Regions from separate parts of the Homo sapiens genome. Here region 2 is linked to region 1. A link is a loop called in an ENCODE intact Hi-C map of the cell type or tissue named here. Cell type or tissue: adrenal gland. All regions are shown on one strand.

Evidence for each region. Peaks named below come from ENCODE experiments on the same cell type or tissue, not always from the same donor. Only the 100,000 strongest peaks of a DNase experiment are listed, where the experiment ranks them.
Region 2: it touches region 1 in a loop (2.2-fold over the local background); 40 of 110 quality-filtered maps call a loop at or near these places.

The regions. Positions count from the first base shown.
Region 1 is chr19:43,648,713-43,656,712 of GRCh38, reverse strand. PLAUR (plasminogen activator, urokinase receptor) reads left to right here. Exons shown (of 7, transcript NM_002659.4): 4 at 73-234; 5 at 1,140-1,274; 6 at 4,342-4,488; 7 at 7,570-8,000. The coding sequence ends at 7,823. Among named protein-coding and RNA genes, the nearest start is that of CADM4, 13 kb to the right of the region's middle. In adrenal gland, CTCF peaks have their summits at 4,025 and 4,227 (motif pointing right); a DNase peak (open chromatin) is centred at 4,262; H3K4me3 peaks cover 291 bases; H3K27ac peaks cover 371 bases.
Region 2 is chr19:43,601,525-43,609,524 of GRCh38, reverse strand. It overlaps ZNF428 (zinc finger protein 428), which reads left to right. Exons shown (of 3, transcript NM_182498.4): 3 at 1,418-2,301. The coding sequence ends at 1,908. Among named protein-coding and RNA genes, the nearest start is that of SRRM5, 6.6 kb to the left of the region's middle. In adrenal gland, no CTCF peak of the experiment used is centred here; no DNase peak of the experiment used is centred here.

The DNA of each region.
Region 1 (8,000 bases):
TGAGTCCTTGCAGAGCTGGGGCTCCAGGACTGTCCCCATGGAGTCTCACTCCCCTCCCCCTCTTCCAAACAGGCCGGGCTGTCACCTATTCCCGAAGCCGTTACCTCGAATGCATTTCCTGTGGCTCATCAGACATGAGCTGTGAGAGGGGCCGGCACCAGAGCCTGCAGTGCCGCAGCCCTGAAGAACAGTGCCTGGATGTGGTGACCCACTGGATCCAGGAAGGTGAAGAAGGTGAGCCCCAACCTGCTGGCAACTCCTCCTCCCTGCTCTGCTCCTCCCTAAGACTGCACTTAACAAACAACCCCAAAGTAACAGGGATGTCAGCAAGGGACTAAGTTCTCTCATACACAAGAGGTCCAGTGATAGGAAGTCCAGGGCCACAAGGACAGGTCCAGAGTCACCAGGAACCCAGATGCCTTCTCATTTCTTTTTATTTATTTATTTATTTATTTTTTGAGACAGAGTCTTGCTCTCTGTCACCCAGGCTGGAGTGCAATGGCATGATCTTGGCTGGCTGCAACCTCCGCCTCCCAGGTTCAAGTGATTCTCCTGCCTCAGCCTCCTGAATAGCTGGGATTACAGGTGTGCATCACCACGCCTTGCTAATTTTTGTATTTTTAGTAGAGATGGGGTTTCACCATGTTGGTCAGGCTGGTCTCAAACTCCTGACCTTGTGATCCACCCGCCTCAACCTCCCAAAGTGCTGGGATTACAAGCGTGAGCCACCACGCCCGGCCACCCTCTTGTTTCTTACACATTACTTCCATTCTCAAAATGCCTCATAGTCTAAAATGGCTGCCAGAGCTCCGGGTCTCACATCTAAGTTCCAGGAAGGAGGAAGAAGGAAAGAAGGGACAAAAAAGGGGGCACTCCTCCTTTTGTAAGGGTTCTCCTTTCTGGAAGTCCCATAAAGCACTTCTATTTATATCACATTAGTCCGAACTTCATCACATGACTACCTGGAGAGGCTGGAATATGTAGTTTTCGACAAGATCTATGACTGTTCTAGATAAAATGAGGGTCTTATGATGAAGGGTGAAGTAGAGAATGGTTGAATGCCTGCTATTTCGGGCAAATCCCATCTTAGTCCCTCATTCACAATCTGACATCTGACCTCTGTCCCCTGGCCCCCATAGGGCGTCCAAAGGATGACCGCCACCTCCGTGGCTGTGGCTACCTTCCCGGCTGCCCGGGCTCCAATGGTTTCCACAACAACGACACCTTCCACTTCCTGAAATGCTGCAACACCACCAAATGCAACGAGGGCCCAAGTAAGGAACGGGAGACACAGGCAAGGCCTGGGGTCGGGCAGGGGCATGCACTCAGGCAGACAGCTGCGCAGTCACTCTCTGGCAATCAAGTCCTCTCTGGGCCTCTGTTTGCTTTTCTGAAAAATGGGAGTATCAGGCCTTTTTTTTTTTTTTTTTTTTTTTGAGACGGAGTCTCACTCTGTTGCCCAGGCTGGAGTGCAATGGCGTGATCTCCGCTCACTGTAAACTTCGCCTCACGAGTTCAAGCGATTCTCCTGCTTCAGCCTCCTGAGTAGCTGGGATTACAGGTGCCCACCATCACCCCTGGCTAATTTTTCTATTTTTAGTAGAGATGGGGGTTTCACCATGTTGGCCAGGCTGGTCTCGAACTCCTGACCTCAAGTGATCTGTCTGCCTCAGCCTCACAAAGTGCTGGGGTAACAGGCATGAGCCACTGCACCCAGCCAGGCCTTTCTTCAAAGAAGAACTTCGTAAGGATTCAATGATACTATCAGCCCTCGCCAAGACCTGTGCTTCCTGTCTCTTTTGTCTCTCTCAAATTTTCCCACTCCTCCCCTGCTCCACTGCCACCACCTGGGCTGAGCCACGCTGACTTCTTGCCCAGGTTGTTGCAATGACCTCCTCTCTGGTCTCCCTGCTTCCACTCCTGCCACCCTACAGCCAAGGCTCAACCCAGCAGCGAGTGATTTTTTGGGGGGTATGGGGGGGACAGGGTCTCGCTCTGTCACCCAGGCTGGAGTGCACTGGCATGATCATGGCTCACTGCAGCCTCAAACTCCTGGGCTCAGGAATTCTTCCCACCTAAGCTACTGGAGTAGCTGCGACTACAGGTGCATGCCACCGTACCCAGCTAATTTTGTATTTTTGGTAGAGATGGGGTCTTGCTTTGTTGCCCAGGCTGGTCTTGAACTCCTGGGCTTGGCCTCCCAAAGTGTTAGGATTACAGGCATGAGCCACCATGCACCACCAATTTTTTATTTTTTAATGTAAATCAGATCATGTCACCCTCCTTTCTCAGGCACTTCAATGACTTCCCCTTCCTCTTAGAATAAGATCCAAAGACCTTATTCTGTTGGCCTATGTAATCTGGCACCTGTCTGCCTCACAGTCTTTGTTTAGATTCGTTTTTGGGGTTTTGTGTTTTCTTTAGACATAGGGTCTTGCTCTGCCACCCAGGCTGGGGTGCAGTGGCACAATCACGGCTCACTGCCACCTCAAACTCCTGGGCTCCAGTGATCCTCCCACCTCAGCTTCCCAAGTAGCTGGGACTACAGATGCGCATCATTGCACCCAGCTACATTTTTTTTTTTTTTCTGAGATGGAGTCTTGCGCTGTTGCCCAGGCTGGAGTGCAGTGGCGCGATCTTGGCTCACTGCAAGCTCCGCCTCCCGGGTTCACGCCATTCCCCTGCCTCAGCCTCCCGAGTGGCTGGGACTACAGGCACCCACCACCATGCCTGGCTAATTTTTGTATTTTTAGTAGAGACAGGGTTTCACTGTGTTAGCCAGGATGATCTCGATCTCCTGACCTCATGATCCGCCTGACTCAGCCTCCCAAAGTGCTGGGATTACAGGCGTGAGCCACCACGCCCGGCCGCACCCAGCTAAATTTTTAAAACTTTTGTAGAGATGGGGTCTCACTATGTTGCCGGGGCTGGTATCAAACTCCCAGGCTCAAGCAATCCTTCTGCCTTGACCTCCCAAAGTGCTGGGATTACAGGCATGAGCCGCTGCACCTGGCCTTCATTTAGTTTCTTTCTTTCTTCCTTTCTTTCTTTTTTTAGATGGAGTCTCGCTCTGTCAGCCAGGCTGGAGGGCAGTGGCGTGATCTTGGCTCACTGCAACCTCCGCCTCCCAGGTTCAAGCGATTCTCCTGCCTCGGCCTCCCAAAGTGCTGGGATTACAGGCATGAGCCGCTGTGCTGACGTTCATTTGGTTTCTATAATCACCAAAGCCCATCTGGTCTCATGGCCCTTGCAGATGAATATCCTCCCTTAGAACACATCTTCCCCAAGAGTTCACCCTGCTGGCAACTTCTCATCCATTAGGCCTCAGCTTTAATGTATCATCTTCAGGGATGCTTTCACTGTCCCTCCCCTCCAGTGTAATCTAGATCCCTGTCTCTATTACCCAGCACTGTCAACAGATAGAAATGTTCCCTATCTGTCCTGTCCAATATTACAGCCACCACTGTATGTGGTCAGTGAGCACTTGAAATGTGAACTGAATTTTAAGATTCGATTTAATATTAATTTATTTAAATGTAAACAACCACATGTGGCCAGTGGCTACCAGATTGGGTAGTGTAGCTCTAAATTGTAAATTCTGGCTGGGCACAGTGGCTCACACCTGTAATCCCAGCACTTTTGGAGGCGGAGGCGGGAGGGTCGCCTGAGGCCAGGAGTTTGAGACAAGCCTAGGCAACATAGCAAGACTCCGTCTCAAAAAAAATTTTTTAGTAATAATAATAGTAATAACTTGTAAGTTCTGGCCAGGTACAGTGGCTCACACCTGTACTCCGAGAACATTGGGAGGCTGAGGCAGGCAGATTGCTTGATCCCAGGAGTTTGAGACCAGCCTGAGTAATGTGTCAAAACCCCATCTCTACAAAAAACAGAAAAATTGGCTAGGCATGGTGGTGCACGCCTGTAGTCCCAGCTACTCAGGAGGCTGATGTGGAAGAATCTCTTGAGCCGGGGTGGTCGAGGCTGCAGTGAGCTACAATTGCGCCACTGCACTCCAGCCTGGGCAACAAACTGAGACCCTGTATCAAAAATAAATAAATAAGTTGTAACTTTTGTGAGAGCAAGGACAGTTTCATCTTACATAGTTTTACCCAGCACCCAGCACGGTGCCTGGCCAGAAATGGGACTCATGGGGAGTTGAAAGTTGGGGTTTCTCTCAAGCCCTCGAAAACCATCCCCCTCCAAATGCCATTCAGACGCCTGACCACAAGGTGGCTCCATGACATCTCTGGCTCGGAGTGGAAGTCCTGGGGAGGTCATTCAAGGAAGTGGAGATCCAAGCACTAATTTTCTTGGTCTCTGTGTCTCTGGTCTTCTCCTAAGTCCTGGAGCTTGAAAATCTGCCGCAGAATGGCCGCCAGTGTTACAGCTGCAAGGGGAACAGCACCCATGGATGCTCCTCTGAAGAGACTTTCCTCATTGACTGCCGAGGCCCCATGAATCAATGTCTGGTAGCCACCGGCACTCACGGTGAGGCCCTCTCCGAGGCTGGGAGGGAACACTTATTGGGGGTGGAGAGTTCCGCAAGAGATTGACTTCCAGTTAAGCTGGAGTTAACTGTGGTGGGTCTCCCTGTGGAAAAGGTGGGATTTCCTTCAGGTGGGTGAATATTATTGTAAGGAATTAGGACTTGTCCATCAGGATGTGGACATTTTTGCCATGGAAAAGTGGAATTCCGGCTGGGTGCGGTGGCTGAAGCTTGTACTCTCAGCACTTTGGGAGGCTGAGGCCGGAGGATCTCTTGAGGCCAGGAGTTTGAGACCAGCCTGGGCAACATAGCAAGACCCCCATCTCTACAAAAAGAAAAATGGAATTCTTTGGTGGATTTCTCGTGGGTTGTGGGGATTTGCTGAAGACATCTTGGGCTTTCATCCTGTGGTGTCCTGGAAAGGTCTCTGTATTCCAGTGGTTCTCAAACTTTTTGGTCTCAACTTCTTCATGCTTTTAAAAATTATTTTTGGCCAGGTGTGGTGGCTCACGCCTGTAATTGCAACACCTTGGGAGGGTGAGGAGGAGAACCACTTGAGGTCAGGAGTATGAGAGCAAGCCTGGCCACCATGGTGAAACCCTGTCTCTACAAAAAATTACAAAAATTAGCTGGGTGTGGTGGCGTGCACCTATAACCCCAGCTACTCAGGGGGCTGAGGCACGAGAATCACTTGAACCCAGGAGGAGGAGGTTGCAGTGAGTGGGGATCACCCCACTGCACTCCAGCCTGGATGACAGAGGGAGACTTTGTCTCAAAAAAAAAAAAAAACTCTTTATTGTTTATATCAGTGATTTCTATAGATAAATGCCACATTAAAATTAAAACTGAGAACCAGGAGTGGTGGCTCACGCCTGTAATCCTAGCACTTTGGGAGGCCGAGGTGGGTAGATCACCTGAGGTCGGGAGTTCAAGACCAGCCTGACCAACATGGTGAAACCCCATCTCTACTAAAAATACAAATTAGTCGGGCATGGTGGCACATGCCTATAATCCCAGCTACTCGGGAGGCTGAGGCAGGAGAATCACTTGAACCTGGGAGGCAGAGGTTGCGGTGAGCCAAGATTGTGCCATTGCACTCCAGCCTGGGCAACAAGAGTGAAACTCCGTCCCAAAAAATAAAATAAAATAAAATTAAATTAAAATTAAAACTGAGAAATCTTTTTTTTTTTTTTTTGAAATGGAGTCTTGCTCTGTCGCCAGGCTAGAGTGCAGTGGCATGGTCTCAGCTCACTGCAACCTCCCCCTCCTGGGTTCAAGCAATCCTCCTGCCTCAGCTTCCTGCATAGCTGGGATTACAGGCATGAGCCACCATGCCCAGCTTATTTTTGTAATTTTAGTAGAGACGGGGTTTCACCATGTTGGCCAGGATGGTCTCGATCTCCTGACCTCATGATCTGCCTGCCTCGGCCTCCCAAAGTGCTGGGATTACAGATGTGAGCCACCGTGCCCAGCCAAAACTGAGAAATCTTTAAAGATTTATTTATGAATTCATCTTATAACAATAAAAACTCATTACACATTAAGATAAATAACATTTTAATGAAAAATAAGTATAGTTTCCAAAGAAAAAATGTAATGATAGCCAGGCATGGTGGCTCATGCCTATAATCCCAATACTTTGGGAGGCCAAGGTGGGCGGGTCACTTAAGCCTAGGGATTTGAGACCAGCCTGGGCAACATAGCAAGATCCTGTCTCTACAGAAAATACAAAAGTTAGCTGGGCATGGTGGTGCATGCCTGTAGTCCCAGCTGCTTGGGAGGCTGAGGTGGGAGGGTCACTTGAGCCTGGGAGGTGGAGGTTGCAGTGAACGGAGATTGCACCACTGCACTGCGGCCTGGGCAACAGAGCGAGACCCTGTCTTAAAAAAACAAACAAAGAAACAACAAAAAAAAAACCAGCCAGGCGCGGTGGCTCACGCCTGTAATACCAGCACTTTGGGAGGCCAAGGCGGGCAGATCACAAGGTCAGGAGTTCGAGACCAGCCTGGCCAATATGGTGAAACCCCGTCTCTACTAGAAATACAAAAATTAGCTGGGCATGGTGGTCGCGCCTGTAGTCCCAGCTACTTGGGAGGCTGAGGCAGAAGAATTGCTTGAACCCGGGAGGCAGAGGTTGCAGTGAGCCGAGATCGTGCCACTGCACTCCAGCCTGGGTGACAGAGTGAGACTCCATCTCAAAAAAAAAAACAAAAAAAAAGCGTAATGAGAAAACTGGCATTATTTTGCTGTGTTGCACATCTCTTTAATGTCCAGCTTAATAGAAGACAGCTGGGTCCTCATGGAAGCTTCTGCTTTCAGTCTCTTGCAATATCACATGTCCTGGAGTTTTTGGAAAAGCCCATTGTACACTTATGAGAGTGAAAAAGCCATGTGAAATCACAGATCTCCTGAAAGGGTCTCTGGGGTCCCTGAGCCACACTTTAAGAACCGCTGCTCGCTTCCTTTCTTTCTTTTTTTTTCTTTCCTTTTCTTTCTCTGTCTCTCTTTCCCTTTCTTTCTTTCTTTCTTCCTTCCTTCCTCCCTTCCTTCCTTCTTTCCCTTCTCCTTCCTTCCTTCCTCCCTCTCTCTCTCTTTCTTTCTTTTCTTTCCCTTCTTCCCTTCCTCCCTTCCTTCTTCCCTCCCTCCCTCCCTCCCTTCCTTCCTTTCTTTCTTTTTATTTGTTTTTTGAAACAGGGTCTCACTCTGTTACCCAGGCTGGAGTGCAGTGGCGTGATCATAACTCACCACAGCCTCCATCTCCTGAGCTCAAGTGATCCTCTCATCTCAGCCTCCCAAGTAGCTGGGACTACAGCTGTTTTTTTCTTTTTTATGTTTGTAGAAACAGAGTTTTGCTATGTTGTCCAGGCTGGTCTGGAACTCCTGGGCTCAAGCTATCCTCTCTCCTTGGCTTCCCAAGGTGTTGAGATTACAGGCATGAGCCACCACACCTGGCCCTGAGAACTGCTGCTTTCTCTAGGTGGTAGTGAAGGTGGCACCCACTGCAAGGTGGCAGGTCACCTACTGGAGAATTCCAGTCCTGGGCCCAGGAGCTGGAAGTCTCACTCCGTCTTCTCTTTCCTCAGAACCGAAAAACCAAAGCTATATGGTAAGAGGCTGTGCAACCGCCTCAATGTGCCAACATGCCCACCTGGGTGACGCCTTCAGCATGAACCACATTGATGTCTCCTGCTGTACTAAAAGTGGCTGTAACCACCCAGACCTGGATGTCCAGTACCGCAGTGGGGCTGCTCCTCAGCCTGGCCCTGCCCATCTCAGCCTCACCATCACCCTGCTAATGACTGCCAGACTGTGGGGAGGCACTCTCCTCTGGACCTAAACCTGAAATCCCCCTCTCTGCCCTGGCTGGATCCGGGGGACCCCTTTGCCCTTCCCTCGGCTCCCAGCCCTACAGACTTGCTGTGTGACCTCAGGCCAGTGTGCCGACCTCTCTGGGCCTCAGTTTTCCCAGCTATGAAAACAGCTATCTCACAAAGTTGTGTGAAGCAGAAGAGAA
Region 2 (8,000 bases), 47 kb after region 1:
TCAGGCAATCCGCCCACCTCAGCCTCCCAAAGTGCTAGATTACAGGCCTTTTTCTTTAAACCTAAACTTGTCCTAGGCCTGTCCTTGATAACTGTGAAATCACAGTAATATATCTTACCTATAAATAAATGTTTTAATTCACCTAACTCTCTCTCTCTCTCTCTCCATGGCCACAGATATAAAAGTACATCTGTGTGTATGCATGTGTTTTAATTTGCACAAATACCTTTTCAAATGGTTGTCTCCCTAAAATGATCCAGTGTCAGCCATGGCCCAGGTTCAGCTTTTCCTGCCAGAGCTGTGTAACCACAGGGGAGTGAGTCGTCTAGCCTCCCTGTGCCTCAGTTTCCACATCCATCAACTGGGGATAGTAATAGTACCACCCTCAAAGGGTTGTTGAGGATTTAGTGAGTTAATGTATAAGAACAGGGCTCCTACAATAGCAAGGATGCTGTTGTTACTGGTGGGTTTTTACTACTCCGGCTTTGTCCTTCCTAAATGCCTCCCACCCCACCTCCCCATGGAGTTTTTGTTTTCTTTTGCAATCAATCGAAAGAATCAAATAATTTTTTTTTTTTTTTTTTGCTTTTTTCTAAGACAGCAGAGTCTTGCTCTGTCACCCAGGCTGGAGTGCAGTTGTGTGATCTCGGCTCACTGCAACCTCCGCCTCCTGGGTTGAAGCAGTTCTCCTGCCTCAGCCTCCCGAGTAGCTGGGATTACAGGCGCCCGCCACCACACCCAGCTAATTTTTGTATTTTTAGTAGAGACGAGGTTTCACCATGTTGGCCAGGCTTGTCTTGAACTCCTGACCTCATGATCTGCCCACCTTGGCCTCCCAAAGTGCTAGGATTACAGGAGTAATCTACCGCGCCCGGCCAAAAAAATTCTTTTTAAGTGGTGAGGTCTCACTCTGTCACCCAGGCTGGAAGGGAGTGGCGCAATCATGGCTCAAATGCAGCCTGGAACTCCTCGGCTCAAGTGATCCTCCCGCCTCAGCCTCCCGAGAAGCTGGTACTACAGGTAATGCATCACCAGGCCTGGCTAATTTTTTAATTTTTTGTAGAGACGGAGTCTTGCTATATTGCCCAGGCTGGTCTCAAACTTCTGGGCTCAAGTGATCTTCCCACCTTGGCCACCCAAAAGTGCTGGGATTACAGGCATAAGCCACTGTGCCCAGTCCTGTCCCATGCAGTTCTTGGAAGACATTCATTTGCTTGACACAAAGATACAGGGAATCTACTGGGTGCCAGTCTTGTTCTGTGCCATGGGGACTCATCTGTGGGGAAGGGAAGGGTAGTGTCTAGGCTATCCTTGTCATACTATGGCAAGTCTGAATGTGGGGATTCAGGGAGGGGACAGCTTGGCCTAGCCCTCTTTCCTCTGATACCACTGTCTTCCCCTGTCTGTCCCCCTCCAGGCCCCGAGCATTCCTCTGATTCAGAATACACTCTCTCAGAGCCGGACTCCGAAGAGGAAGAAGATGAGGAGGAGGAGGAAGAGGAGACCACTGACGATCCTGAATATGATCCTGGCTACAAGGTGAAGCAGCGCCTTGGCGGGGGCCGTGGTGGCCCATCCCGCCGGGCCCCCCGTGCAGCCCAGCCCCCGGCCCAGCCTTGCCAGCTCTGTGGCCGCTCACCCCTTGGGGAGGCCCCACCGGGAACCCCACCCTGCCGGCTCTGCTGCCCTGCTACAGCCCCCCAGGAAGCACCAGCCCCTGAAGGCAGGGCCCTCGGGGAGGAAGAGGAGGAACCACCTCGGGCTGGGGAGGGCCGACCAGCTGGGCGGGAGGAGGAGGAGGAAGAGGAGGAGGAGGGAACCTACCACTGTACGGAATGTGAGGATTCCTTCGACAACCTGGGGGAGCTGCACGGGCACTTCATGCTGCATGCCCGGGGTGAGGTGTAGGCAGAGCCCCCATACGGGGAGCTTGGCAGAAGGGGTGGGGTGGGAGGAGGGGGCTGAGGAAATTGGGGTTGTGACAGTGGTCATGGGGGATGGGGTACTGCCGGTCTGTGTTGTCTTAGAAGTAGATGTGTGATGGCCAGAATAAAAGCCAAAATCTGTATCTGTGTGTGTTGGTTCAGAGTGTGTGTGTGTGTGTGTGTATTCCCGCCCGTGTGTGTGTTTGTGTGTGTGTGTGTGTGTGTGTATTCCCCCTGGGCTCCTTCTTGGGGAACCTTGGGGTCTTTTGGGAAAGATAACATTTACTGCGTGCTTGTATTCGATGAGGTTTCCATGTATTTACTTACAGACCCCATAATGTAAAGGCTCTAATAATAGAATTTTGTTTCTCACTCACAAAATGGTGCTGGGTGAGTCATTTGGGGACCCAGGCCATCCCTTAAGCCTGTTGTCTCCCCCATGGTCCAGACTGGGTGGCCATAGCCTGGGTCCTGCTGGCAGAAGAGGACAGGATGCCTGGTGAGGTGCACGTGTTGTCTTACAAGCCCTGGCCTGCCAGGGGCACACACTGCTTCCATTGACACGCCTTTGCTGAGAAATTAGATATGTGGCCGCAGCTAACTGCAAAAACAACCTGGGAGAAGCAGTCTAGCCAAGCGCCCAGAAAGCAGAAAACAGTTCATGGAGGACAGCTAGGGCTTTCTGCCACATAGCCTAGGAACTTCCACAAAGAGGACTTTAATTATAATCACAGCTACGCTTTCTCAGCGCTTCCTGGGTATCTGGTGCCAGTCCAAGGGCTTTATATATATTGACTCATAGAAATGGTGCATCTAGGAACTTACAAAAATAGAACCTTAATGATAATTGCAGCTGCCATTTTCCCAGCACTTACAGAGTGCTGTACTTAATTTGCATGAGATTATCAGCTTCTTAGAATAACCCTGTGAGACAGGGATTGTGATCCATTAATTCATTTAACAAATATTTTTGAGTACCTGCTGTGTGCTAAGCATTGGGAACACAGCAGTGAATAAAATAAAATCGTTGTCCTCATGGAGCTTACATGGGAGTGGGTAGAGGCTGCTGGTGAAGACAGACATAAACAAGTAAGATACAGCATATGCCGGGTGCTGATAAATGCTGTGAGAACAATAAAGCACTGAAAGGAGGCCCGGCATGGTGGCTCACTCCTGAAATCCCAGCACTGAGGTGGGTGGATCGCTTGAGCCCAGGAGTTTGAGACCAGCCTGGGCAGCATGCCAAAACCCCATCTCTACAAAATACAAAAAATTAGCTGGGCTAACGATGGTACACGGCTATAGTCCTAGTACTAGGGAGGCTTAGGTGGGAGGATTGCTGGAGCCTAAGAAGTGTCGCTGCACTCCAGCCTGGGCAACAGTGAGACCCTGTCTCAAAAAAAAACCACACACACACACACACACACAAAAAAAAAACTGAAGGAAGGCCAGGTGCAGTGGCTCACACCTATAATTCCAGCACTTTGGGAGGCCGAGGTGGGAAGATTTCTTGAGCCCAGGAGTTGAAGGCCAGCCTGGGCAACACAGTGAGACCCCATCTACAAAAAATTAAATTAGCTGGGCTTGGTGGTGCATGCCTATGGTCCCAGCTATTCAGGATCACTTGAGGCTTGGAGGTTGAGGCTGGAGTGGCCTGTAATTGTGCCACTGTGCTCACTGCACTCTAGCCTGGATGATGGCAGGAATTTGTTGCAAGAAAAAAATTTAAAAAAGGACTGAAGGGAGAACTGTTCTGGAAGGAGGTTGCAATTTTAAAGAGTATAGTCCTCCCTGAGAAGGTGACAGATCTGAAGCCGGGGGGAGCCATGTACATCAATGGGGAAGAGCACTTCAGGCTGGAGGAGGCAGGAGCCTGCCTGGTGTGCCAAGGAGGCGAGAGCTGTAGGGATGAGGTCAAAGGGTAGCAAAGGACCAGCTCTTTACAGCCTTGCCAAAACTTGGGCTCAGAGATGGGAAGTACTAATTCGTAATTCACAGAAGCTTGGCGCCGAAGCTACTTTGAAAATAGAAGCCTAATTATAATAATAGCTATCATTTACTGAGAATTTACTGGGCAACCAGCCCTGTTCTAAGGCGCTTTACATGTGTTAACTCATAGAAGGTTGGAGACTAAGAACCTTCAAGAATAGAACCTGAATTACTGTAATGGCCATCATTAAGTCAGCGCTCACGGTGGACCAGGCCCTGGGCTCAGTGCTTTATGTGGACAGTCACATCAGATCCTTACAAGTTAGGGACTGTTACTTGTTTACTCATTCACCCAACAATGATTTATTGAGCACCTATGAGATGGCAGGCACTGCTCTGGGAGTTGGAAATATAGCAGTCAACACAATGAACAAAAACCCCCTCCCTTTGTGGAGGTTATAATGGGGAAGACAGTAATCAAGTATTTAAGTAAAATATACAAATTGTGGCTGGGCGCGGTGGCTCATGCTTGTAATCCCAGCACTTTGGGAGGCCGAGGCGGGCGGATCAAGAGGTCAGGAGATTGAGACCACGGTGAAACCCCGTCTCTGCTAAAAATATAAAAAATTAGCTGGGCATGGTGGCGGGCACCTGTAGTCCCAGCTACTCGGAGAGGCTGAGGCAAGAGAATGGCATGAACCCGGGAGGCAGAGCTTGCAGTGAGCTGAGATCGCGCCACTGCACTCCAGCCTGGGCGACAGAGCGAGACTGTCTCAAAAAAAAAAAAAAAAAAAATACAAATTTTATGGAATGTTAGTCATAAGTGCTATGGAGAAAAAGGAACAGGGTGGGAAGCTTGTGTGTGTGAAGGTTGCAGTTTTAAGTAGGGTGGTCAAGGAAGGCTTCACTGAGATGACATCAGAGCAGAGACCTAGAGAAGGGGCAGGAGTGAGCCTTGTGGCTGTCTGTGGGGACAGTAAATGCAATGGCCCGAGGTGGGAGCCCACTTGGGGTGCTTGGGAAGAGAACACAGGGCCACGAGGCTGGAACTGAGGAAGACAGGTAAGAGGTGAGGTCAGAAAGTAGCGGAGAACCAGGCCGTAAGAGCCATATACTGACTTTGGCATTGTCTCCAAGTCTGAGTCCTCACAGTAATCTGAGTGCTCATAATAATCCTTAGAGGCTACCTTTATGACTATTTTATAACTGCTACAACAGGCCAGGCATGGTTGCTCATGCCTGTAATCTCAGCAGCTTGGGAGGCCAAGGCAGGTGGATTGCCTGAGGTCGGGAGTTTGAGACCAGCCTGGCCAACATGGTGAAACCCCATCTCTACTAAAAATACAAAAACTTAGCTGAGTGTGGTGGTGCGTGCCTGTTGTCCCAGCTACTTGGGAGGCTGAGGCAGGAGAATCGCTCGTACCTGGGAGGCGGAGGTTGCAGTGAGCCCAGATTGCACCACTGCACTCCAGCCTGGGCAATAGAGCAAGACTCCGTCTCCAAAAAAAAAAAAAAATCTGCTACAACAGAGGCACAGGGAGGTTGAGTTACCTGCCAGAGGTCACAAAGCCAGTAAGCAGCAGAGCCCTGGTTTGTACCCAGACAACTGGATGCAGGTGCATCCACTCTTAACCACTAAGCCACACACCAGAAATGGCAGTCTAGTGCCCACAGCCACCATCTGACTTAGAGGAGTGTATCTGGTCTCCACAGAGCTATTGAATTTTTTTAAGTTACGTTGGTTACCAATGTTGAAAAATGGGTAATTTCACATTTAAAAAAATTGAAGTTTCTGGACTGTCTCGAAAATTGTGAGATCTATATTGCTGAACCCCCAGTTCCCATGGGGATAGTGGTTTGTTGGTGCTGAGAAGGAGTCACTTTCTGTAGGGGAGGCATTCACTCTTATGTGCCCAGTCACCAATGCCTCACATCTGGACACCCCTACCCTGCCTGCTTGGCCCTGAAGAGCATCTGCTTTTTTTTTTTTTTTTTTTTTTTTTGAGACGGAGTCTCGCTCTGTCGCCCAGGCTGGAGTGTAGTGGACATGATCTCAGCTCACTGCAGCCTCTGCATTCTGGGTTCAAGCGATTCTCATGCCTCAGCCTTCTGAGTAGCTGGGACCACAGGCGCGGTACTACCACCCCCGGCTAATTTTTGTATTTTTAGTAGAGATGCAGTTTCACCATGTTGGCCAGGCTGGTCTCGAACTCCTGACCTCAAATGATCCGCCCGCCTTGGCCTCCCAGAGTGCTGGGATTACAGGCGTGAGCCACCGTGCCTGGCCAGCATTTACATTTTTGACACCTATTACAGGATTTCAGACCAAAGCATTTTTCAAAACCCACGTTTCTCATCCCAGAATCTCCAAACCTGACATTGATACACTCTGAACTGAGACTTTCCTAGCCACTATAGCTTAGCATCATGGAACCTCAGAATCATCAGCAGAAATTCCAGGCTCATTAAAACAACAGAGTCTTAGTCCGTTTGTGCGGCTGTAACAAAATACCTGAGACTGGGTAATTCATAAAGAGCAAAGGTTAATTCCTCATAGTTCTGGAGAGTGGTTAAGTCCCAGGTCAGGGAACCAGCAGATTTGGTGTCTAATTAAGGGTTGCTCTCTGCTTCCAAGTTGGTGCCTTCTTGCTGCATCCTTACACAGTGGAAGGTGGCAGAAAGGGATGAATGCTGTGTCCTCAGATGGTAGGAGAGATGGAAGGGGAGAAGGCCTAGCTACTTCCCTTGGGTCCTTTTCTAAGGGCACTTATCTTGTTCATGAGGGCAGAGCCCCTGTGACTTAACCATCTCCTAAAGGCCCCATGTCTGAATACTATCACATGGGGTCTTAGGTTCCCAACATATGAATATTAGGGGGACACATACATTCAACTATAGCACATGGATAAGTGTGATCATAGGTTTTGTTTCCTGGAGCAGCACCCCATCCTGTCTTCTGCCATAAGACAGGACTTCTAAGGACAAATATAGAGAATTTCCATCCATTGGCAAATATTCCTAAGGATCACAAGAGGCACTATCAATCAGGAGTTGGGTCATTCAGCCAGCACCCATTCAGGATATGGAGTCAGGCCAGGCATTCCCCAAAGAGGATTTAATACAGGGAATAGTTACACAGGTGTTAGAAGGCTGAAAGTCAGCCAGGCACGGTGGCTCACGCCTGTAATCCTAGCACTTTGGGAGATCGAGGTGGGCGGATTGTTTGAGCCGAGGAGTTCAAGACCAGCCTGAACAACATGGTGAAACTCCATCTCTACAAAAAATTAGCTGTTCATAGTAGTGCACACCTGTAGTCCCAGCTACAGGGAGGGAGGTGGAGGTGGGAGGATCATCTGAGCCTGAGGAGATCAAGGCTGCAGTGAGCCAAGATCTTACCACTGCACTCTATCCTGGGCTACACAGCGAGACCCTGTCTGAAGGGGAAAAAAAAAAAAAAAAAAAAAATGAAGGCCAGGTGCAGTGGCTCACACCTATAATCCCAGCACTTTGGGAGGCCCAGGCGGGCAGATCACTGAAGGCCAGGAGTTTTGAGATCAGCCTGAGCAACATAATGAAACCCCGTCTCTACTAAAAATACAAAAAATTAGCCAGTTATAGTGGTGCACACCTGTAATCCCAGCTACTCGGGAGGCTGGGGCTGGAAAATTGCCTGAATCCAGGAGGCGGAGGCTTCAGTGAGCTGAGATCACACCACTGCACTCCAGCCTGGGAGACAAAGTGAGACTCAAAAAAGAAAAAAGAATTTAAGAGTGCACAGTTTACTAACATGATGGCAATGGTGGTGCAGGTTGGGCCGCAGGAGTCCTGTTGACCCATTTTAAGTTTGAGATCTCCATTTGTTTATTCAAGTGGTTATATCTTATGTCTGGGGTTTGGGCTGCAGATAAAGATGTGGATGTCATCAGTGATGCTATTTAGAGAATCTGTGATGTCTGGAGAGAACAGGAAGCCCAGGGTGTACTTGGGCAGGCTGCTATCTTGGGAGAGCATGTGGGATTAGATACTTAGGTTTGGTTTAGGGGAGCCACTGTGGGGGTAGTGTGACAATATCTGGGTTGGAAACTTCGGAGCATTCACCAGGAGCCAGAGGAAATATCTGGCTCTTCATGAAGTTGGTATCTTGAA